Linked DNA regions of Homo sapiens: regions 2 and 3 are each linked to region 1. The links are chromatin loops, found by intact Hi-C in ENCODE. Cell type or tissue: endothelial cell of umbilical vein. All regions are shown on one strand.

What was found. Hi-C counts contacts between places; a loop is a spot of excess contacts. Peaks named below come from ENCODE experiments on the same cell type or tissue, not always from the same donor. Only the 100,000 strongest peaks of a DNase experiment are listed, where the experiment ranks them.
Region 2: it touches region 1 in a loop (9-fold over the local background); 37 of 110 quality-filtered maps call a loop at or near these places.
Region 3: a loop joins it to region 1, with 7 times the contacts of the local background. A loop is called at or near these places in 21 of 110 quality-filtered maps.

Annotation. Positions count from the first base shown.
Region 1 is chr12:98,420,270-98,428,269 of GRCh38, forward strand. No RefSeq gene overlaps it. Among named protein-coding and RNA genes, the nearest start is that of TRD-GTC1-1, 79 kb to the right of the region's middle. In endothelial cell of umbilical vein, CTCF peaks have their summits at 2,854 (motif pointing left) and 4,738 (motif pointing right); a DNase peak (open chromatin) is centred at 4,702; H3K27ac peaks cover 1,108 bases.
Region 2 is chr12:98,650,351-98,658,350 of GRCh38, forward strand. The region is part of intron 4 of APAF1 (apoptotic peptidase activating factor 1); the gene reads left to right. Among named protein-coding and RNA genes, the nearest start is that of APAF1, 9.1 kb to the left of the region's middle. RefSeq lists an enhancer at 1-212. In endothelial cell of umbilical vein, a CTCF peak has its summit at 3,746 (motif pointing left); a DNase peak (open chromatin) is centred at 3,731.
Region 3 is chr12:98,528,327-98,536,326 of GRCh38, forward strand. TMPO (thymopoietin) reads left to right here. Exons shown (of 9, transcript NM_001032283.3): 3 at 3,354-3,512. Among named protein-coding and RNA genes, the nearest start is that of TMPO-AS1, 16 kb to the left of the region's middle. RefSeq lists a silencer at 1-142. In endothelial cell of umbilical vein, a CTCF peak has its summit at 4,575 (motif pointing left); a DNase peak (open chromatin) is centred at 4,565.

The DNA.
Region 1 (8,000 bases):
GGTGGGGGACCTGCAGGCACAAGCAGGGCGCTTGGAGGCCCAGATAAGCAGCCTGGAACAGGAGTTAGCAATGGCTGTTAGTGCGATCTTCAGCCAGTCGTCCCAGTCAGACACTTCTGTTGGATCTGATGCTAAGGAGGAGGGGCTCCTTCCCTGCGGGCTCGCCCTGTGATCCGTCAGAAGGTAGAACATGAGGAGCCGATGGGACCCCAGGGGAGAGCCCAGGACCCCCCACAACAGTGGTGGAACACACTTCTTATAGTGCTTATACCCCCACTGAGTTGCAGGAGTTGAGTAAACAGTGTTGGCAGCGCCCAGGGGAGCCCCTGCCAGCCTGGCTACTCCGTTTTTGGGATGAGGGGGCTGATAGCATTTCTTGCTCTGCCTCCGAGATGGAGAAGCTGGCCTCTATTACAACTCACTCCTCCCTTCGTCAGACACTGCAGCTGTGCCAATCATTGGCACACGGGCAAGGTGTGGACATTAATAGAGTGGCTGATGGCAGCCATATGGACTGTTTGGAATGATGCCAGAGAGATATCAAAAATTGTGAGTAAATGGCAATCATATTCTGATTTGGTGCAGGTACTCTGGGAGATGGGCAGGTGACAGGCTATGTTTTATCTGAATATCCAGGGGCCAGAACGTTTTACCTCCCACATGAGGGATCTTGTGCTGGGCTCAGCGCCCCCGAGTGCTTTTGGCTAGAGTGCTTTTAGCACCCCCATATATGGGGCACCGCATATATGAAGTGACTACTGGCTGAGGTAGTAGACACAACACAGAGAAGCTCCCCACCTGGCTCTCAGCTACTATTGTTTGTGTAGGGTATAAATGTAACGCTGACCCTGTGAGGGGCTGCTGAATTGGCTTGTAGGCGATTGGCCCATTTGGGGCTAAGCGATGTGGCAAGACCTCTGGGAAATAGGTCATCAGAAATAGGTAACTATTATGTGTCAGGTCATGTGCCTTTGGCCACCCCCTGTAATGTTGAGGCGGATGCCTTAGCCAAGGTCTGATGGTTAGAGTCGGCACCTACACAAGATGTAGCTTTGTGGCTACACAGGAAACTGGGACAGTTTCTGAACTGATGTACTGAACTGATGTAACAGGTCAGTAGGTACTGGGGTCTGTCTTTGCCTTCGCAGGACACTTTGGAGGCCTGCCGGAAGTGCCAGGCATGCGCCCAGGCATACCCCAGACGGAGACAGCTGCCCACTGTAACACAGCGAGTGACGGTAGGATGGATGCCCTTGACCAGATGGCAAATAGATTACATTGGGCCACTTCCAAAAGCGCAGGGCTACACATATGCACTGACGGCTGTAGACACAGCCTCTGGCTTGTTGTTTGCCTACCCTTGCAGGGTGGCTAACCAGCAACACACCATTTGAACCCTGCAATACTTATGTGCTCTATATGGCCAACCCCTGGCTGTTGAAAGTGATAGGGGAACACGTTTCACTGGACAGCAGGTATAACAGTGGGCACTACAGATGGACATATGATGGGGGTTTCATGTTCCTTATAACCCACAAGCCACTGATTGAGCGATATAATGGACTCTTGAAGAACGGGTTACGGTAGCATGTTACTCCCCCATCTTTGCGGGGCTGGAGTTCAAGGTTGGACCTGGTGCTTCAAATTTTGAATGAGTTGCCACAGAAAGGCGGCCCAGCCCTGGTGGAGGCACTGTTACACCAGGCCGCCATGCCCGTCCATCTATACACATCTAGGATGACCTCCTCCGGCCAAGTATGGGGACAAATAGTAATCTATTGTTGCCTGCCCCAGTGCTCCTGAAGACAGGGGAACAGAAATCCTGGTGTCAGCCATGGAACCTCCAAGCCCTTAGGGGAGGGCCTGCGGTATGACTTACATGTTACTCCTTGGGTATTTAATGTGTATGTAGCCTCTACGATTGACCGTCATAGGGGAACAGCCAGGGAAGGGACCCTCCTTGGGGGGATATATGTACTGTCTGTGTGGCCTGTTGTGAGCTCTCCTGTGACTTTGGCACAAGTACAAGACCCAAAAGAACCACGGGGAGCCGAGAAGGTGTGGTTTCATCACCCAGGGCAGAAGCCCTTGGTGGCTGCATCGTTATCCAGAGATGAAAAGTTAGCCTGTATGTTGCCTGAGGGACGTGACTTGCCCTGTTAGTTCCTGTGCCTGTTTTGTCATTCCAGTGGTAGATTGGCGGCTCCAACAGCATCGTAGACTGGGCCCACACCTACGCCGAGGTGACCAATGTCTCCAACTGTTGGATCTGCACCGCCCTTCCAGCAGCAGCTGCAGACAGCTGGCCCTGGCATGTGCATCCAGCTTCTGTGAAGAACCGGACATAGCTAGAGACTTGAGGTCCCACAGACAATGCGTGGGATGCAACACAGTGGGCTTTGGATGGGGGCATGGCAAACCCCATGGCGAGCCTGCCCCCTGGCTGACTCGCAGTGTCCATGATGAATGGGGCTGGTTAATGGGAAACACATAGTGCCCCCATTGCAGGTACCATGATGTATAGAGAAGCACTGGGGTAATGTCACTGTAGGATGGTTGCCTGCTGAGGTTTGTGCAAATAAAACATGTGTCACCACACCAAGGGTGTGGAGGAACAAGCGACCTTACCAAGGCCGGGCCCCCATGGACTTTGTGCCCCCTGGGAATTTATGGGTCTGTGGGGACACAGGATGGCCAAATCTGCCAGCCAATTGGACTGGACGTTGTACCTGGGGGTGGCCTTATGTGCCTGCCATCATGCTTCCCACATTGCCTAGTTGCCCACATAATTGGGAGGCACTGCATTCCCACTTTTTCTGAGTGCAGGGCACCCCCTGGTGGTTTTATCCCTTAGCAATACGTATCCCTGGAGCAGGTGTCATTACTTTGGAAAAGCAGGTTACAGCCTTTGCAGAGCACACAGCTGGGGCCCTAAATTACACCCAAGTTGCTCTCCTTTTGTTAACTAATGAAGTTGACCAGGTCAGGAAGGTGGTGCTGCAAAACACGATGGCCTTAGACATAGCCTTAGACATGCAAGGACATAGGTGGCCCCTGTGCCTTGTAGGGACACAATGTTGTACATTTATCCCTGAAAACCACTGGAATGTAACGGCAGCTTTGCAAGGGGTGTCATAGGAGATTAAGGCAATTGAGCACCTTACTGATGACCCCCTACAGAGATGGTGGGCGTCTTTTGGGCTCTGGCCTATGTTGGGCTCTCATAATCATAAGTAGCATAGCAGGATATTCCTGGTAGGTTGTTGCTCTCTGTGTGGTTGCTGTGGCCTATGGGTCCAGGGTACTGCCATATGTGCACAGGTCCCCACCAAGAGGATCCCCTTGGCCTAGAGGATGGAGTGTAAGGAACATGGCTGTGCTGTAGCCAAGCAGGCATAGGGCAGCAGGCATAGGCCAAGGTAAACAGCCTAAATGACTCAGAGGGATTGGGGTGCACGCGCACACTCCCATGTCTCATACAATCATAGCCATGTAGACACAACATAGAGAAGCTCCCCACCTGGCTCTCAGTCACTAATGTCTGTGTAGGTATAAATGTAACACTGACCCTGTGAGGGGCTGCTGAATAAAGCCATGTCTCATCTACCTGCTGTTTCTTGAGTGTTCTTCCACTTTCCTGCCCACATCCGCCCATACCCCTCAGCCCTCAGCTGGCGCTGGAACCTGGCCCTGAGCATGACAGAGAGGCTGAGGCAGGAGGATTACTTTAACCCAGGAGATGGAGACCAGCCTGCGCAATATAGTGAGACCCTGCCTCTATAAATAATAAAAAAAAATTAGCCAGGCATGGTGGCACATACCTGTGGTCCCAGCTATTCAAGAGGCTGAGGTAGAACAATTGCTTGAGTCCAGGAGTCCAAGGCTGCAGTGAGCCGTGGACATGCCATTGCACTGCAGCCTGGGCAACAGAGTGAGACCCTGTCTCAAAAAGAAAGAGACAAGTTGAGAATTAAAAAGGAAAATTACATCTCACATTTAAGAATGATTGAAAAGAGGTTACATTTATAAAGTTAATTGATAGAGTCAAGTAGGAGTTGTGAATTTGCAGCATGAAGAGATAAAATTGTCAAGGCAATATTCCAAGTACTTATGTATCTTTGTTAAGCAAAGATACATTTACTTATCACTACTCAAGTCATAATTACACAACTCAAGTACATTATCATCTCTATCTAGAGCTTTGTCCAGGGAAAAAGAGATTCTCAGAAAACAGGACTCACCTGTGCTTCACCACATCTTGACAACATTATTATTTTACCCACACAGGGGTTAATATGTGTTCTGGAAACTGACCATATTCTTTATAAGTAATCCACAAAAAACTGAGACAAGGAAGGTTCAGAAATATATTTCTGAATATTGCCCTTCCCATATGGCCCTGCTTCGGTTCATATAACTCCATGTTATATGTTTCCAGCAGAATCTTTTGTTTTAAGACCTTCCACTGCAACAAGGCAATTTATAGACAAGCCTGTCTGTGAACAGGTGACGGGCTGGACACGGACTAGCCATATAGCATGAAACCCTTCTGCAACACTAACCACCTCACGTATAATGGAATTTGGCTTTGGCAGTTAAATCTTGGACTCATTCCAGAAGATTTAGTTCAGGAAATACCACAGGTTCTCACGACCGTGCAGCAGCTTCACTTTTAAGGCCAGACGGGGTTTAGTGTCAGGAATGCAGACACCGGGTGTCAGAAAATTTCCAGACGGCCACCAGATGGCCTCACTGTTCAGAACCACATTATACTGTATGTTTAAGTTACAGTTTTAGTCCTTGAAGCCAGATGATGGGCCCAGATGTATATTTTAAAGGTTGCTATTAAAATCATAATCATCAAGTGACAGATTTTTTTGTTATTCACTAGGTTTTTAACCTAGTTTACCAATAACAATGCGGGTGTCTAATTTCTAGAATCTCCAGGGGAAGGAAATAGAATATTACACATTTTTTACTCTAATCTTAGAGCCAAAGTATTTCCTGTACAATGTTATATACTTTTGTTGAGTTTCCTTGGAATCTGGATGACATTATTGACCATAGTGATCAACCTACTATTTAATGAGTGTATTTTTTAAAAAGTGATATGCTGAAAGTCCTTTAAACATATTATAAATTGTTTCTGCAAAAGGTTGCAATTAGTTTTAGACTAACAGACAAGATGAGAATATCCATCACCTGTACTTCATCATCATTCAGTATATCAATTTTTTTTTTTTTTTTTTGAGATGGAGTCTCACTCTGTCACCCAGGCTGGAGGGCAGTGGCACGATACTGACTCACTACAACCTCTGCCTCCTAGGTTCAAGCGACTCTCCTGCCTCAGCCTCTGAAGTAGCTGAGATTACAGGCACCTGCCACCGCACCCAGCTAAGTTTTCTATTTTCAGTAGAGACGGGGTTTCACCATGTTGACCAGGCTGGTCTCGAACTCCTGACCTCAGGTGATCCGCCTACCTTGGCCTCCCAAAATGCTGGGATTACAAGCTTGAGCCACTGCGCCTGCCCCAGTATATCATTTTTTTTAATATTTATTTTGTGTACAATATTCCCTAGGGTTTGGGTGAAATCTCATATCACATGCTATGAGCTAGGGAATCAGCTTAATTGGAAAAAGAAGAAATTTTCAAGGCCAGGTTCAGCTTGACAAAAGCCCCCCGCAGTTGCTCCTGTAATCTATAAAGAGGCATATCAGGGATGTTGGCTGGCTCTTCCTCCTTCTATGATAAGCATGAGAGAACAGCCTTATCAGTATACCAAGCAGTGTGGTTTAGGGTTGCCTGCTATTTACAAGAGTTATTTAGAATGCCAGACACTCAGCACCTAGGGACTCTGGAGCCTGTAGGATGTTTCAGCCCATTGCCAACATGTCCTCGGCAGGGAATGAAAGCACCAGTTACATGAGAAGACGAGCTTGGGCACTGCCCCTCCAACTGAGAGAAGGGCAAGACCCCGAGTCCTAATTACCCTTTGGCCAGGCCACCCAGATAAGCTCACTGGGTTATGTGGGACAATTATACTCCCTGCATAAAATTTAGCCATTTGATTAAGCAAAAAGCAGAAATAAACATTTTTACTTTTATTTCTTTGATTACTAACTTATATGTGCTTTTTTACATTTTTATTGACCAGTTGTATTCTTTCAGTGATAGATTTATACACTTTGCCCACTTTTCTTTGGAGATATTAATATTTTACTCTTTAATTCATAAAATAATTATTATATAGAATGTCTTTTAATCCAATAAGATCACCATGTAGTTTTTCTTGTTAGATCTATTGATAACATATTTTGCATTAATACAGAGAATATTTGTTGATTGTTTCCTCAGTATCCACACTCGCCCCTTCCCTGTAGTATCCTAATGCTTGTTTGGGGATCCAAGTGGTACCAGAAAAGCTGATTAGACCCCCAACTCCAGGTGGGACATAGACCTTGACCAACCAAGTCATGGCCCTCACCAACACGGTTGGTATAAGGGTGAGCATGTGACCCAAATCATTCTAATCAGGGGAAAACTCAAGATTCTTGCTATAAATGCTGACACAGAGAGACAATCCCTACTTCTTGCTAAATAAAAATATTGAAGCACACAACCTCAGAAGCCACTGGCAGCCAACCTGGGGACTCGGTTTAGGATGAAAGTCATAGCAAAGAAGACAGGGCAGATAATAAATAGTTTTTGGCATAATATTATGGAGCTACCAGATCAAGCCTCACCTGAGGGGACCCTACTAATGGATATTTTAGTTCCATGAAGCCAAGAAGATATACTGAGCAGTACACACTGGAATAGCCATCCCTGTCATCCATGGGTGACATCATTCTTTTTTTTTTTTTAATTTTATTTTAAGTTCGGGGGTACATGTGCAGGATGTGCAGGTTTGATACACAGGTAAATGTGTGCCATCCCCTAGGTATTAAGCCCGTCATGCATTAGCTATGTTTCCTGATGCCCTTCTCTCACCCCTCCCCCTCCCCCGACAGGCCCCAGTGTGTGTTGTTCCCCTCCCTGTGTCCATGTATTCTCATTGTTCAGCTCCCATTTATAAGTGAGAACATGCAGTATTTGGTTTTCTATTCCTGCATTAGTTTGCTGAGGATAATGGCTTCCAGCTTCATCCACGTCCCTGCAAAGGACATAATCTCGTTCCTTTTTATGGATGCATAGTATTCCATGGTACACATGTACCACATTTTCTTTATCCAGTCTATCACTGATGGGCATTTGGGTTGATTCCATATCTTTGCTATTGTGAATAGTGCTGCAATGAACATACATGTGCATGTATCTTTATAACAGAATGATTTATATTCACATCATTCTTATTACTCAGATGCCTACTCTAATTGGTTAATACCTATGCTGTAGTGGCTGTTAAATATTTTTAATATCATCCTTATATGTACCAGGAATTATCCTTTATTATTAAGCTAGTTTGAGTAAGGTTTGGCTTTTGGGTTTTGTTGTGTTTTTTTCTTTTTCATCTACAGCATATTCAGTAGTACCTCTAAGACACCGATTTTTTCAAAGTTTAATAGAAGCTTTCATTAGGCTGGGGCTGGTGGCTCACACTTGTAATCCCAGCACTTGGGGAGGCTGAAGTGAGAGAATTGCTTGAGGCCAGGAATTCAAGACAAGCCTGGGCAACATAGTAAGACCCCATCTCTACAAAAAAATTTCAAAATTATCCAGGTGTGGTACTGTGCACCTGTAGTCCTAGCTACTTCGGAGGCTGAAGGAGGAGAATCACTTGAACCCAAGAGTTGGAGGTTACAGAGGGCTATGATTGTGCCACTGCACTACAGCCTGGGCAACAGAGTGAGAGCTTGCCTCAAAAAATAAAAATAATAACAATAGCAGCCGGGCGCGGTGGCTCACGCCTGTAATCCTAACACTTTGGGAGGCCAAGGCGGGTGGATCACGAGGTCAGGAGTTCAAGACCAGCCTGGCCAATATGGTGAAACTCCGTCTG
Region 2 (8,000 bases), 230 kb after region 1:
TGGTGAGCACCTGTAATCCCAGCTACTCGGGAGGCTGAGGCAGGAGAATCACTTGAACCTAGGAGGCGGAGGTTGCAGTGAGCTGAGATCGCACCACTGCACTCCAGCCTGGTCAACAAGAGCAAGACTCCATCTCAAAAAAAAGTTTTTTGTTTTTTTTTTTTTGATATGTATGTATAACATGATCTACGGTTAAGACAGTTTAGACAGAATGATTGGAATAAGTAGTAAGCCTCTAAGAGACTTAGAAATATGGAGGCTAGGGTATATCTATGTGTACACATGGCCTCAGTTTAATTTCATAGCCTTTGTAAGTGGTATAGACTATACTCTTGTCAGAAGTATGCCTGATTCCTAACCCTTGGTTTTTCCCCTCTATCATTACAGAGAAGTTTCCTGAGACTTAGCTCCTTTCAAGTCTCAGAGCCAAGGATTTTTTTAAGCCCCTACTGCAAAGTTGATCACTAAGGATATTTCAGGATAAATTTAGCTTAAGTTCCTTTAGTGTGAAGGAATGAGTTTTCCTTTCAATATTATGAACTTTCTTTGTGTATTTATAATATTCCAATTTATAGGTTTAAAAGAACACTCCCTCTCCCCATTTAAATTGCTCTACATTATTGTGATGAATTTTCAATTCTAGGGATTAAAATTGACTAACAATCTATGGAATTAAATATTCAGGAGTCATATTGTATAAATTGTTATCTTGGAACAGGTTTTAACTACTTTGTTTTGAGAAAATCCTAGAGATACTGGCAACTGTACATGTGAGCTTAATTCATATTCCTCGTACTTTTGTGGGATCTCAAGTTCAGAGGACTGAGTTATTCATATTCCTTAGTTCACGGCTTATTATAGTAGATCTGTACTAGGCTGAGCTTTTCACTGTATTTATTTATTTCCATTTCAAAATTTCCTATTCTTATTTCCTTTCCCCTCTCCATGGACAATCCTAATGTATTTAATGTATGTTCTTTGTAAATGTCTGTGTAAAGTGTGTACTCTTGTAAAATATGTATGTTGTTGGTATGCAGGTATTTTAAATTTGCATAGATGTTATGGTATTATTCTGTTTTTTATCTCCCATGACACAATGTTTTTAAGATTTATCCTTGTTGCTATGTATACATGTTATTTGTTACACCTGATTGCCACCAACCCATTTTACTGCTCATTACCCTAAGTAAATGGATATGTAGATTGTATCCAACTCTCTGCTGCTGCAGCAAAGCTGGGTTGAACTTCTATGTGAGTAAGAATTTCTTGGGTATTTGTAGCTAGGAGCAAAATTAGTAATTATTTATTTATTTTTGTTTTTTTTTAAAGAGACAGAGTGTCACCCTGTTGCCCAGGCTGAGTGCAGTGGCCATATCATAGCTCACTGCAGCCTCAAACTTTTAGGCTCAAGTGATCCTCCCACCTTAGCCTCCTGAGGAGCTGGGTGCACACGCCACCATGCCTGGCTAATTATTTATTTATGAAACAGGGTCTTGCTTTGTCACCCAGGCTGGAGTGCAGTGGCACAATCTTGGCTCCCTGCAACCTCTGCCTTCTGGGCTCAAGTGATCTTCCCACCTCAGCCTCCGGAGTAGCTGGGACCACAGGTGCATGCTGACACACCCAGCTAATTTTTGTATTTTTTGTAGAGTTGGGGTTTTGTCATGTTACCGAGGTTGGTCTCGAACTCCTGAGCTCAAGCAATTCACCCACCTTGGCCTCCCAAAGTGCTGGAATTGCAGGTGTAAGCCACCATGCTTGGTGTGTTTTTAAACATTTTTTTGTAGAGACAGGTTTTTGCTATCTTGTCCAGGCTGGTCTCAAACTCCTGGGCTCAAGTGATGCTCCCGCCTTGGCCTCCCAAAGTGCTGGGGTTACAGATGAAAGTCACCATGTCCAGCCAAAATTACTAAATGATAGGATATACAAATACCAAATTTGATTCCCCTCCAGTCTGTACATTTCCCCCAGATGAGTATGGGGACTCCGATAATTCTACTTGTGCAGTGACGGTTGGTATGATCCAGCTTTGTAATTTTTGCCAGGCAAACTTCTATAAAGTTGTGTCTTTTACTTTGCATTTCTCTGGTAACTCAAGTTTGAACATTTCTTCATAAGCTTGTTGTTAGCCTTTTGGGTTTCTTTTTTTATGGATTTTGTTTATATTATTTGTCTATTTTCCATTGGGGTTTCCAATTTTTTTTTCTTTTTGCTTTTTAGGAGTTTCTTATATATTCTAGACATTAAACTTTGTTGGTTTTAGACTTTTATTTTATTTTATTTTATTTTTTTTGAGACGGAGTTTCGCTCTTGTTGCCCAGGCTGGAGTGCCATGGCGCGATCTTGGCTCACCACAATCTCTGCTTCCCAGGTTCAAGCGATTGTCCTGCCTCAGCCTTCTGAGTAGCTGGGATTACAGGCACCCACCACCACGCCTGGCTAATTTTGTATTTTTAGTAGAGACGGGGTTTCTCCATGTTGGTCAGGCTGGTCTCGAACTCCCGACCTCAGGTGATCCCCCTGCCTCGCCTCCCAAAGTGCTGGTATTACAGGCGTGAGCCACTGTGCTCAGCTGGTTTTAGACTTTTAAATACCTTATTTTAATTTGCCATCTGATTAATTTTTTTCCTGGGTGTTCTCAGTAGACGAGAACTCTGATGTAGTCAAACTAATCAGTTTTTTTTTTTGTCTTCTAACTTGTGTTTCCTGAGTTTTGTTCAAGTAGTCCTATTACAGTCTTATTATTCATATTTAGTTCTTTATTCTCTGGAGTCTGCCTTTGTATGTCCACTAATTCAAGAATAGGTGCTTTCCCAAAGATAAATTTTAATCTCTGGAGTTCACTTCCATTCTCAAATACAGGAACATTGGATTTTTGACATTTAATTGTATTGCAAAACCTTTTCTTTTAAAAGTACAGATAATATAAGAGATCTAAATTTGATTAAAATTGTGGTTCCTATGGAAATGTTTTCTTTGGGTGGTGATTGGCATAAATTAAAGAATATTAAGTTGTTAACTTTTAGCTGGGTGTGGTGGCTCGTGCCTGTAATCCCAGCACTCTGGGAGGCCGAGGTGGACAGATCATTTGAGGTCAGGAGTTTGAGACCAGCCTGGCCAACATGGTGAAACCCCGTCTCTACTAAAAATACAAAAATTTGCTGGGCGTGGTGGCGCATGCCTGTAATCCCAGCTACCCAGGTGGCTGAGGCATAAGAATCGCTTGAACATGGGAGGCAGAGGTTGCAGCGAGCCAAGATTGCACCACTGCTCTCCATCCTGGGTGACAGAGTGAGATGCCGTCTCAAAAAAAAAAAAAAAAAAAAAAAAAAAAAAAAAAAATATATATATATATATATATATATATATATATAGTTTTTAACTATTTATGTCTATACAGTTTTAAGTAACCCAGTTGTCTTTTGAAATTTCAATGCTTTAATTTTTTCTTATTTGTAGGGAAATAGTAAAGAATTGACGTATCTTTAAATACAGTAGTGACATTTTACATTACTGTATTCGTATGTTGGTTTTTAATCATGGATGCTTTCTTCATAGGCTGTGTTCCTATTTGTTTCTGTCCTTTCCAAGATTTCTTTGTGTTATTAGATTATTAATTGCTACCAGGATAAGCCTCCTGTGAAAGTAGTGTGGAGTTTTCCCTGAATAAAGGCAACTTTTCTCTGAATTAGTTTCTCTGAGTGAATTGTAAATACAGCCTCCTCATGCAAAGCTAAATTGCTCCCTCTTGTGCCCATAGTCAAGATGTTTAGATTCTTTCTGAAATGTGGAATTAATGGTTCAGTTTTTAACTAAATGTTATATTGTGATGGTTAGAGATTTACATATCAGATGGTCATTTGGTCTGTTTGCCTTTTTAAAGCTGGTAGTGTTTTCTCTTTTCTTGCATGTATTTAAATGCCCTAAATTTTTAGTTATACATTTAGGGAAAAAGGCCTTTGACCCTAGGTAATAGGTACATAAATTAAAATATGAAAGAATTTACTAGGTAGCCATATCAGGATGCTTTCTTTACCTTTAATCTTGGGATGATTTTTACAAATTTTATTTTATTTTATTTTATTTTGAGACAGAGCCCCATTCTGATGCCCAGGCTGGGGTGCAATGATCTCAGCTCACTGCAACCTCTGCCTCTTGACAGTCCCCCTGCCTCAGCCTCCCAAGTAGCTGGGACTACAGGTGTGTGCCACCACACCCGGCTAATTTTTGTATTTTTAGTAGAGATGGGGTTTCACCATGTTGGCCAGGTTGGTTTCGAACACCTGACCCAAGTGATCCCCTCGCCTCGGCCTCCCAAAGTTCTGGGATTACAGGTGTGAGCTGCTGTGCCTGGCCGATTTTTACAAATTTTAGGTAGTACAAATTTAAAAAAATGGAAACTTAAGGCAACAGATAGTTTATTTGTCTGTTTTTGTTTGTTTAAATATTTTTAAAGTAGTATTTTCTTTTTTTTTTTTTTTTTTTAATTTATTTTTTTATTGATAATTCTTGGGTGTTTCTCACAGAGGGGGATTTGGCAGGGTCATGGGACAATAGTGGAGGGAAGGTCAGCAGATAAACAAGTGAACAAAGGTCTCTGGTTTTCCTAGGCAGAGGACCCTGCGGCCTTCCGCAGTGTTTGTGTCCCTGATTACTTGAGATCAGGGATTGGTGATGACTCTTAACGAGCATGCTGCCTTCAAGCATCTGTTTAACAAAGCACATCTTGCACCGCCCTTAATCCATTTAACCCTGAGTGGACACAGCACATGTTTCAGAGAGCACAGGGTTGGGGGTAAGGTCACAGATCAACAGGATCCCAAGGCAGAAGAATTTTTCTTAGTGCAGAACAAAATGAAAAGTCTCCCATGTCTACTTCTTTCTACACAGACACGGCAACCATCCGATTTCTCAATCTTTTCCCCACCTTTCCCGCCTTTCTATTCCATAAAGCCGCCATTGTCATCCTGGCCCGTTCTCAATGAGCTGTTGGGCACACCTCCCAGACGGGGTGGTGGCCGGGCAGAGGGGCTCCTCACTTCCCAGTAGGGGCGGCCGGGCAGAGGCGCCCCTCACCTCCCGGACGGGGCGGCCGGCCGGGCAGGGGGCTGACCCCCCCACCTCCCTCCCGGACGGGGCGGCTGGCCGGGCAGAGGGGCTCCTCACTTCCCAGTAGGGGCGGCCGTAGTATTTTCATTTAAAAAGAAAAAGAAATAAAAGTTCTCCTTACTTGTTCCTTTTTGCTTTCTCCTAAATTCTTAATCTTTTTATTTTTATTTTTGAGACAGAGTCTCACTTTGTCACCTAGGCTGGAGTGCAGTGGCATGATCCTGGCTCACTGCAGCCTCAACTTTCCAGGCTCAGGTCATCCTCCCACCTCAGCCTCCTGAGTAGCTGGGCCACAGGCGCACAGCACGTTGCCTGGCCAAAATTTTTCTTTTTTTTTTTTTTGAGACAGAGTCTCACTCTGTCGCCCAGGTTGGAGTGCAGTGGCGCGGTCTCGGCTCACTGCAAGCTCGGCCTCCCGGGTTCACACCATTCTCCTGCCCCAGCCTCCCGAGTAGCTGGGATTACAGGCACCTGCCACCACACCCAGCTAATTTTTTGTATTTTTAGTAGAAACGGGGTTTCACCGTGTTAGCCAGGATGGTTTCGATCTCCTGACCTTGTGATCCGCCCACCTCGGCCTCCCAAAGTGCTGGGATTACAGGCATGAGCCACCGCGCCCGGCCTTGCCTGGCTAATTTTTTGTATTTTTTTAGGGACGTGGTTTCACCATGTTGCTCAGGCTGGTCTCGAAATTCTGGGCTCAAGCAGTCTGTCTACCTTGGCCTCCCAAAGTGCTGGGAGCCACCGTGCCAGGCTCTAAATTCTAAATCTTATCCTAGAGATAATCTTGGTTAACAATTCGGAGTAAATTTTTCCAAACTTTATTCTCTGCAATTATAAATATATACACATACAGAACACAGCTTTAAGTTTAAGTGAAGTCTCAAGGACTTGCTGTTTCATAACTGCAAACTTACACTGAAGGAGGCCTGAGGGGACCTCAGGAAACTTTAGGAGTAAGCAGTAGGGCTTGTCTACCTTCTTCTAAGACATTGGCACTGATAATCAAACCAGGCTTCACAGCCCTGTCTCTACCTCAGTTACTGTAGAGTTCTCTGTCTCCAGTTGTTTGTTATATTTTAGACTTTCATGCAGTCACTATTCAGTACATTGCCAAATTCTGATCTAAGTCTTCTTCTGTCATTCCTATGTGTTTCTGCCATACCCTGTAGAACTCCTCTGTGAGCAGGAAACTCTCTTGTATCATCAACTTCTTAGAATATTCGCCGTCTTGCCTTATCTGAAACTGGGCAGTTTCCTGAGTTTACTACCTTCTCCATAACCTTCTTAAGTGACATGGCAACTTTTTTCCTTTATATCCTACATACTTTAGCACCAGGAAATGGGTGGGCGTTGTTCTTGCTCTCTGTTGTCTCATCCAGACCATTAATACTCCCTTCTCCAGCTGAATGCTTTGAGGTTCATGTCTCTAACCTTTCCTATTGATGTAATCACCGTCTCATTCATTGACGATTGGAGTTCGTAGATTATAACCTTCCTCTTATGCTCTTTGTCTGTTAGCACTCTTAGTGATTTTGATACCTGTGTGGATGAGTCATCCAAAACCTTAACCTCTTACCTCCTTAACCTCTTTGTCTCCTGTGAACATTTCTTAACTCTTCCCTGATTACAGGCTAGACCCTGATCTTTGTCATTACTAGAACTACAGCACTTTTGAAATCTTGATGTTGAGCATTCTCTTCTACTCTTTACCCACCTCCACCCATTTTATTCAAGTTTAATGCTATAGACTTACCAAGACTTCTCATCCATTGATTCCAGAATATCCTCTCTATTCATACTATCAGTCCTCTCCTAGACTTCAGCCATCATTGTCCATCATTTTATTGTCCATCATTCAGTTGCTTCTTAGCACATACTCTTGACTCTTTAGTCCTCTCCTTATCTGGAGTGAAAACCGATTTTTTTCTCTATGCTGGGAAGTGGAATAGGTATTTGCTCCTCAAGGCTTCATCCAGACCATTGCTTACGTCCTCTTTTCTGGGACTGATCCTTTCCTTGACCTTGTGCAGGTTCAAAGACTCCATGTCACTTCAAGTTATAAAAAGTCTAATTTTCATAATTAATATGTCAAGTCCTATTCAGTACTCCAAACTTCATTTACATATAAGGTTCAGTTGGGCCTGCCTGAAACTTTGGAAGCCTGCAATGGGATAGTAGGTTAAGGTGGGTTGTTTCCAGCTTTTTCCTGTTGCAAACAATGCTGCAGTGAATATTCTTGTGGATGCAGAATAGTGTAGAAGTTGAACATTGATACTTTAAGTTTGAATCTCAACTCTGCTTCATTAGCTGTGTAACTTTGGGCAAATTACTCAACTTTTCTATTCTTCAGTTTCCTCATTTTCAAAATGAAGATAATAGTGTCTGCTTGATAGTGTGCTATAGGATTAAATGAATGAACATACAGAGAACTCTTAGAATAGTGCCCAATAAATATCTGATGTAAATAGATCTTTGTGCATATATACAAGTATCTCTTTTGGGTGATTAGGTTTTTAAAGTAGTGATTTATATTTGTATTTAATTATTTGTGAATACCAGTAAATAAATTGCCCTTTGGTGTAATTTAATTCATTTATCTTTGAGTCTGTTTTTTGCTTTTTTTGGTATGTTTAAGATCACATAAATCTTTATGATTGATGCTACTGGAATGATCTAATGCTACTGTTTACCATATTTTACACATAGGGACCCCTCTTTTTTATATATGTATATTTATGTGGAGGTGATTAAGTATAGTCTATGAAGACTTAAGATTTTGGCTACTGACAATATGTAAATAAAAATACATATTTCAAGATGTTTTATGGCTCAATTAACAATGATGATGATAACAGTAATAATAATCATGGCCATTCCTAGTGTTTACT
Region 3 (8,000 bases), 110 kb after region 1:
AGTGCAGTGACGCGATCTCGGCTCCCTGCAAGCTCTGCCTCCCGGGTTCATGCCATTCTCCTGCCTCAGCCTCCTGAGTAGCTGGGACTACAGGCGCCCGCTGCCACGCCTGGCTAATTTTTTGTATTTTTCAGTAGAGATGGGATTTCACCGTGTTAGCAAGGATGGTCTCGATCTTCTGACCTTGTGATCCGCCTGCCTCGGCCTCCCAAAGTGCTGGGATTACAGGTGTGAGCCACCGTGCCTGGCCACTTATATCGTACTTCTGCTGAGACGTGGGTCTTGTATGACAATTGAGGAAAATCTGAGGTAACATAGCTGGGCAAATTTGCCCAAATAAATGAGTTAATGGCCGGGCGCAGTAGCTCACACCTGTAATCCCAACACTTTGGGAGGCCAAGATGGGAGGATTGCTTGTGCCCAGGAGTTGAAGAACAGCATGAGCAACATAGGGAGATCCCATCTCTGCAGAAAATTTTAAAATTAGCAGGGTGTGGTGTCACAAATCTATTGTCCCAGCTACTTAGGAGGCTGAGGCAGGAGGATTGCTTGAGATGGTGGGGGGAAGTCAAAGTTGCAGTGAGCCGTGATGGCTACTGTACTTCAGCCAGGGGCAGTGGAGCAAGACCCTGTCTCAAAAAAAATAAATAAATAAGGGAAAAAGAAAAAGTGAGTTAGTGACAGACTTCTTCTTAATGAAGTTATTAAATTCCTAGCCTAGTACCCTATTTTTTTTTTTTTTTTGAGACGGGGTTTCGCTCTTGTTGCCCAGGCTAGAGTACAATGGTGTGATCTTGGCTCACTGCAACCTCTGCCTCCCAGGTTCAAGCAGTTCTCCAGCCTCAGCTTCCCGAATAGCTGGGATTACAGGCACCTGCCACCATGCCCGGCTAATTTTTATATTTTTAGTAGAGATGGGGTTTTGCCATGTTGGCCAGGCTGGTCTGAAACTCCCGACCTCAGGTGATCCCACCCACCTCAGGCTCCCAAAGTGCTGGGATTACAGGTGTGAGCCACCGCGCTGAGCCCCTTTTTCATTTATCATTAAAAGTACCCTTTTGAAAGTCCTATCTTGATTGGAATTGAGGAATTATACCCTTAAAAAACAAAAACCTAGGACTAAATACACTGGATTTCCATCGTTGGATTACTTTTAGGTGATGAAGATTTTGCAGTGTTGATTATGCCTTAGTTTTGGAGGGTCTTAGCAATAACCTCAAGATGAGAAAATTCCATTTTATTATTATTTTTTTTTTTGACAAGGTCTTTGCTCTGTTGTCCACGCTGGAGTGCAGTGGCACAGTCATGGCTTACTGCAGCCTCAGCTTAGGCTCAAGCAGTCCCACCTCAGCCTCTCAAGTAGCTGGGAACACAGGCACGTGCCACCATTCCCGGCTAATTTTTGTAGTTTTTGTAGGGATGGGGGCACACTATATTGCCCAGGGTGGTCTTGAACTCCTGGGCTCAAGCAGTCCTCCCACTTAGGCCTCCCTAAGTCCTAGGATTACAGGCATGAGTCACTGCATCTGGTCTTGATCTTCTAAGTTACCTAAAATTGTGGACGCTAGAGATTTGGTAGGTTTTGCTATAGGTATAGTTGCAAATAAAGATTTAGAATATTTTGTTTTAATGTATAAGCTGCTTCCAAATAATCATAAGCTTATTCATATACAAGTACCAACAGATATATAACACTTTTAAAAAATGTTTTTGTTTAAAGTTCTAAAAGGCCTGGGCATGGTAGTTCATGCCTGTAATCCCAACACTTTGGGAGGCCAAGGTGGTGGAATTGCTTGAGTTCAGGAGTTGAAGAGCAGCCTGGACAACATAGTGAAACCTTGTCTCTATTTAAAAAAAAAAAAGTAGCCAGGCATGTAGTGCACACTTGTAGTCCTAGCTACTCAGGAGGCAAAGGTGGGAGGATTGCTTAAGCCCACAAGTTCAGGGTTGCAGTGAGCTATGATCGCACCACTGCAGTGCAGCCTGGGCAACAGAGCAAGACCTTGTCTCAAAAAAAAAAAAAGAAATTCCAAAAGGGAGACACTGAAAAATGTGTGTTATAATATCAGCCTACATTAAATTATATGTTGATGTATGACCTGTTCATCTTAAGGCTATTTATATAACATTTCTGGACACATGTTGCTTCTAAAAAATATCCATTATCATTTTGCTCATCTTACCAGGAGTTAAGGAAAGATAATACAGTTAATGTAAAACAAAATCTATTTTGGTTTTAAACTGTCACTGATGTTCAAATGTATTAAGAATTTGTAATCAATTTTGCTTTGTGATATGTGTTTTCCATAAAAGGTCATTTTAACTGCAAAGTTGTTATATTTAAATCTGATTTATAGAACTTTTCTTTTCCCCATAACTGAATACAGGCATATTAATGTCTTAGAGTTGTGGAAATTTAATCATAGTTATTTTTCATAGAGGTACAATCCGCTTACATGTGATTTTTCTACCTTGGCAAGTACTATTACGTAGTAGTAGAGAAAATAAATGCAAGACTTCAGTCAAAAATAGTCATACATGGCTTTTCAGTAGATGGTCTATAGAAAGGCCTGTATTAACCTACTATGTATTTCATGCTATTAAAAGAAATGTCATTTCCCAAAAAACCACCTGTTGTAAAAAGAGTGCATTATATAGTTGTGTGGAATGCAATGGTGCGATATCAGCTCACCGCAACCTCCATCTCCTGGGTTCAGTTCTCCTGCCTCAGCTTCCTGAGTGGCTGGGATTACAGGCGCCCACCACCAGGCCCAGCTAATTTTTTGTATTTGTGGTAGAGACTGGGTTTCACCATGTTGGTCAGGCTTGTCTTGAACTGCTGACCTTAGGTGATCCACCCGCCTTGGCCTCTGGAGGTGCTGGGATTACAGGCATCAGCCACCACGTCCTTTTTTTTTTTTTTTTTTTTTTTAAGACAGCATCTTACTTCCTCTCCCAGCTGGACAGTGGTGCGATCTCAGCTCACTGCAACCTCTGCCTTCCAATTTCAAGTGATTCTCCTGTCTCAGCCTCCCAAGTAGCTGGGATCACAGGCGTGTGCCACCATGCCCGGCTAATTTTTGTATTTTTAGTAGAGATAGTTTCCCTGTGTTGGCCAGGCTGGTCTCGAACTCCTGACCTCAAGTAATGTACCCGCCTCAGCCTCCCAAAGTGGTGGGTTTACAGTCGTGAGCCACTATGTCTGGCCGCATTATATGGTATTTTTTTTTTTAAGAACTTGAGTTTAGAAAAATAAAGGGTGAAAATAGCTTAAAATGTTGCTGAAGATAGTGTCTGAGCTGCATCCTAAATGAAACAATACAGGTACTAAAGCAAGTTCTGCCTTAATCCAGGAACAACCAGGAAGCTATATGAGAAAAAGCTTTTGAAACTGAGGGAACAAGGAACAGAATCAAGATCTTCTACTCCTCTGCCAACAATTTCTTCTTCAGCAGAAAATACAAGGCAGAATGGAAGTAATGATTCTGACAGATACAGTGACAATGAAGAAGGTAAAATTTTAAATGATGTTAATCAAATGTATGGAATTTTTTCACACTCAAAATTCAGTGACCATGAAGAAAGTAAAATTTAAAACAATATTGGCAAGATACACAAATTTTATTCGTGTCATTAGAGTAATTCTGTAATTTGATTTAAATACTTTTTATTGAAAATTCTAAGAAGCAACATAGTACAAATTCATAATTTTCCATCACCTGAAATTGCAAGTTAACTTTGTCTTTTTTGCTACAAATCTCATTTTTCTGAGAGAATAAAGTATTACAAGTAAAGGCAAAGTTTCTCGTACTTACCTGTACCTATCACCTCCACAGAAGTAACTACTATTATTAATTCAATGCCTGTCTTTCAAGTTTTATATTTCACATACACATCTGTCTAATACATGGTATTATTTTATACTTTAAGAATAAAAAATTTATATAAACAGTATGCTAAATCTTATCACTTGCTTTTTCTTACTCCATTATTTTTGAAATCTAATCCTGTTAATTACATATCTGTTTATTCTTCATAATTAATACATAGTGGTAGCATTTAAATATGGCATATTTTCTCTGTTCTCTATTGATAGGCATTTAAATTGTTCGCAGTTTTTGTTAATCTGACCTCAGGGCAACTTTAAAGCAAATATTTTGACTATATTTTTAGTAGACTGTATAGTATCTTAAAATTTGATCATGATGTTTAAATATTTTTTAAGGATAGTATGTGAAATAAATGTCCTTTAAAAATTATAAATACAACTTGATTTTTGTAAACTTTTAATTAATATGACTTGTGATTATTTATTTTGATCCAGATTGTTTATATCTCAATAAGCTTTGTCTACCAGGGCAAATCTGGCAGATTAGTTCAGAATATGAAATTATAGTCTTTTCCTTTGACAGCACTATTTTTAGCAAAGAGGCAAAGAATAAAATCAGCTCAAACACAGGTAATGCTTAAACTTCCTGCCTCTTTTGCCTCTACAGGAAAGAAGAAAGAACACAAGAAAGTGAAGTCCACTAGGGATATTGTTCCTTTTTCTGAACTTGGAACTACTCCCTCTGGTGGTGGATTTTTTCAGGGTATTTCTTTTCCTGAAATCTCCACCCGTCCTCCTTTGGGCAGTACCGAACTACAGGCAGCTAAGAAAGTACATACTTCTAAGGGAGACCTACCTAGGGAGCCTCTTGTTGCCACAAACTTGCCTGGCAGGGGACAGTTGCAGAAGTTAGCCTCTGAAAGGAATTTGTTTATTTCATGCAAGTCTAGCCATGATAGGTGTTTAGAGAAAAGTTCTTCGTCATCTTCTCAGCCTGAACACAGTGCCATGTTGGTCTCTACTGCAGCTTCTCCTTCACTGATTAAAGAAACCACCACTGGTTACTATAAAGACATAGTAGAAAATATTTGCGGTAGAGAGAAAAGTGGAATTCAACCATTATGTCCTGAGAGGTCCCATATTTCAGATCAATCGCCTCTCTCCAGTAAAAGGAAAGCACTAGAAGAGTCTGAGAGCTCACAACTAATTTCTCCGCCACTTGCCCAGGCAATCAGAGATTATGTCAATTCTCTGTTGGTCCAGGGTGGGGTAGGTAGTTTGCCTGGAACTTCTAACTCTATGCCCCCACTGGATGTAGAAAACATACAGAAGAGAATTGATCAGTCTAAGTTTCAAGAAACTGAATTCCTGTCTCCTCCAAGAAAAGTCCCTAGACTGAGTGAGAAGTCAGTGGAGGAAAGGGATTCAGGTTCCTTTGTGGCATTTCAGAACATACCTGGATCCGAACTGATGTCTTCTTTTGCCAAAACTGTTGTCTCTCATTCACTCACTACCTTAGGTCTAGAAGTGGCTAAGCAATCACAGCATGATAAAATAGATGCCTCAGAACTATCTTTTCCCTTCCATGAATCTATTTTAAAAGTAATTGAAGAAGAATGGCAGCAAGTTGACAGGCAGCTGCCTTCACTGGCATGCAAATATCCAGTTTCTTCCAGGGAGGCAACACAGATATTATCAGTTCCAAAAGTAGATGATGAAATCCTAGGGTTTATTTCTGAAGCCACTCCACTAGGAGGTATTCAAGCAGCCTCCACTGAGTCTTGCAATCAGCAGTTGGACTTAGCACTCTGTAGAGCATATGAAGCTGCAGCATCAGCATTGCAGATTGCAACTCACACTGCCTTTGTAGCTAAGGCTATGCAGGCAGACATTAGTCAAGCTGCACAGATTCTTAGCTCAGATCCTAGTCGTACCCACCAAGCGCTTGGGATTCTGAGCAAAACATATGATGCAGCCTCATATATTTGTGAAGCTGCATTTGATGAAGTGAAGATGGCTGCCCATACCATGGGAAATGCCACTGTAGGTCGTCGATACCTCTGGCTGAAGGATTGCAAAATTAATTTAGCTTCTAAGAATAAGCTGGCTTCCACTCCCTTTAAAGGTGGAACATTATTTGGAGGAGAAGTATGCAAAGTAATTAAAAAGCGTGGAAATAAACACTAGTAAAATTAAGGACAAAAAGACATCTATCTTATCTTTCAGGTACTTTATGCCAACATTTTCTTTTCTGTTAAGGTTGTTTTAGTTTCCAGATAGGGCTAATTACAAAATGTTAAGCTTCTACCCATCAAATTACAGTATAAAAGTAATTGCCTGTGTAGAACTACTTGTCTTTTCTAAAGATTTGCGTAGATAGGAAGCCTGGTACAAACAATTTAACGCTTTCTAGATCACATATTAGTCTCTAAGTTGTTTTCTGTTTCCTGCTTTACTTATGTTTTTACAATTCTCCAAAACTAAGAAAATTCTAATTAGGATATAAGGAGTATTTACTGTTCAATAGAATAATATGCATCCTCCTTTATACCTAGGACAGAATTAAACATTTGTTACACATTCAGAACAGTGATGTTGTTCTTTTTGATACTTTTATCTCAGTATCTTTTCACGTTCCATAACTTGTCCATATTTTTGCTCATATTTTCTTACTTTTCTTTGTTATTTATTCATGTCTGCAACATCAATCATAGTAGTCTAGATCAATGCAACTCAAAGCACCAGTCTACAAACTGTTACTTATCCACAGGCAAGATAAGCATGCACAAGAATTTAAATCTAGAGATACTTTTTAGGTCAATGACAGGATTTGATTTTTTAGCAAAATTTTATTAATAGCTAAAGCAATGTATTGATTTACACTCTGATGCAAGTAATTTATCTCTTCATTGACTGGTAGCAACCAATTCATGGACCAGTACCATGGACCACACTTTGAGAAACACTTCTTTGGATAATAATAGATATCCTGGGATAGTGCATGTTCACCATCTATTTTGTCAGATAATGGGGCCTTTTAAAAAATAATACTTTGCTTTCATGATATATTGTATTTTGTGGAAAGTTAAGTTTAGCAATATAGACTCTAAAAGCAAATTAAATTTTTTTAAGCCATAAGAAATTATACTATATCCCAGTATCTGTATGTCTGTATAAAGCAGTGTATTATCATGTTTTCATTTCTGTGATTGTAAGTTAAGAGTCTTAACTGCAGAGGTATTGTGGAAAGTAGTAGCCTTAAGCATAATAAAATATGGTCTCTTGGGTACTCCCTCTGGCCATTACCACATTCTTAGATTATATGTGTCCATCTTTGCAGCTTTCTGAGAGTAATTTTATTTGTTGTCTTCTGAAATGTACATGTATACATGTACCTACTGAGTGCTATGTGATTTTTAAAAATGTATTACTGTAGAATGCTTCTGCAAATTCAATAAAGTTGTTAAATTTGAACAGTGTTGTGTGGTCTCCAGAAACATGTTGTTCTGTGTGCTTTATTCTTGGAGTTGCAACAAGTTAAATATTTGTATATGAACACCCCTTTTCCATTTCATCATTGAAACTCACTTTGACATTTCAGTGGTATAATTGAAAATATTCTGATTATGGTATGGTTTTTCTTCTGTTTGAGGACCATGTTTTTATTGACTGTTGGAATCTAAATTTATAAGAGGAATTAATCTGTAACCAGATACCTTATTCGTTTAACCGATTTCTATTCCACTACTAATGGTTTTTTTTACTTTGTGCTTTCTAGTTCTTAGATTCTGAGTTAACAAAGCATAAAATAGATTTTATATTGCTGGGGGTTGTACCAAACATAGATACATTGACAGATCCATTGATAGAAGTGTTGGGAGATGGACTTGAAATCTTAGTCCTAAATAAAGACTGAACTGTTTAAACTAACTTGATAAAAATCACTGTTCGTTTTTGGGAACCTGCAAGTATTAAATAGATTCTGTACTAACTAGTATTAACACTGGAAAGTTAGCAAGACACATATAGATGTCTTGACCACTTTTTCACACAAGTTCAGAGTTCATGTAAAACTTTAGAATTGACTTCCTTTCTGTCTCTTCAGTAAGAAAGTAATCTAACTTAAATTTTTGGTAGTAGAAGTTTTAGAAATAACAACTGACTAATTTTG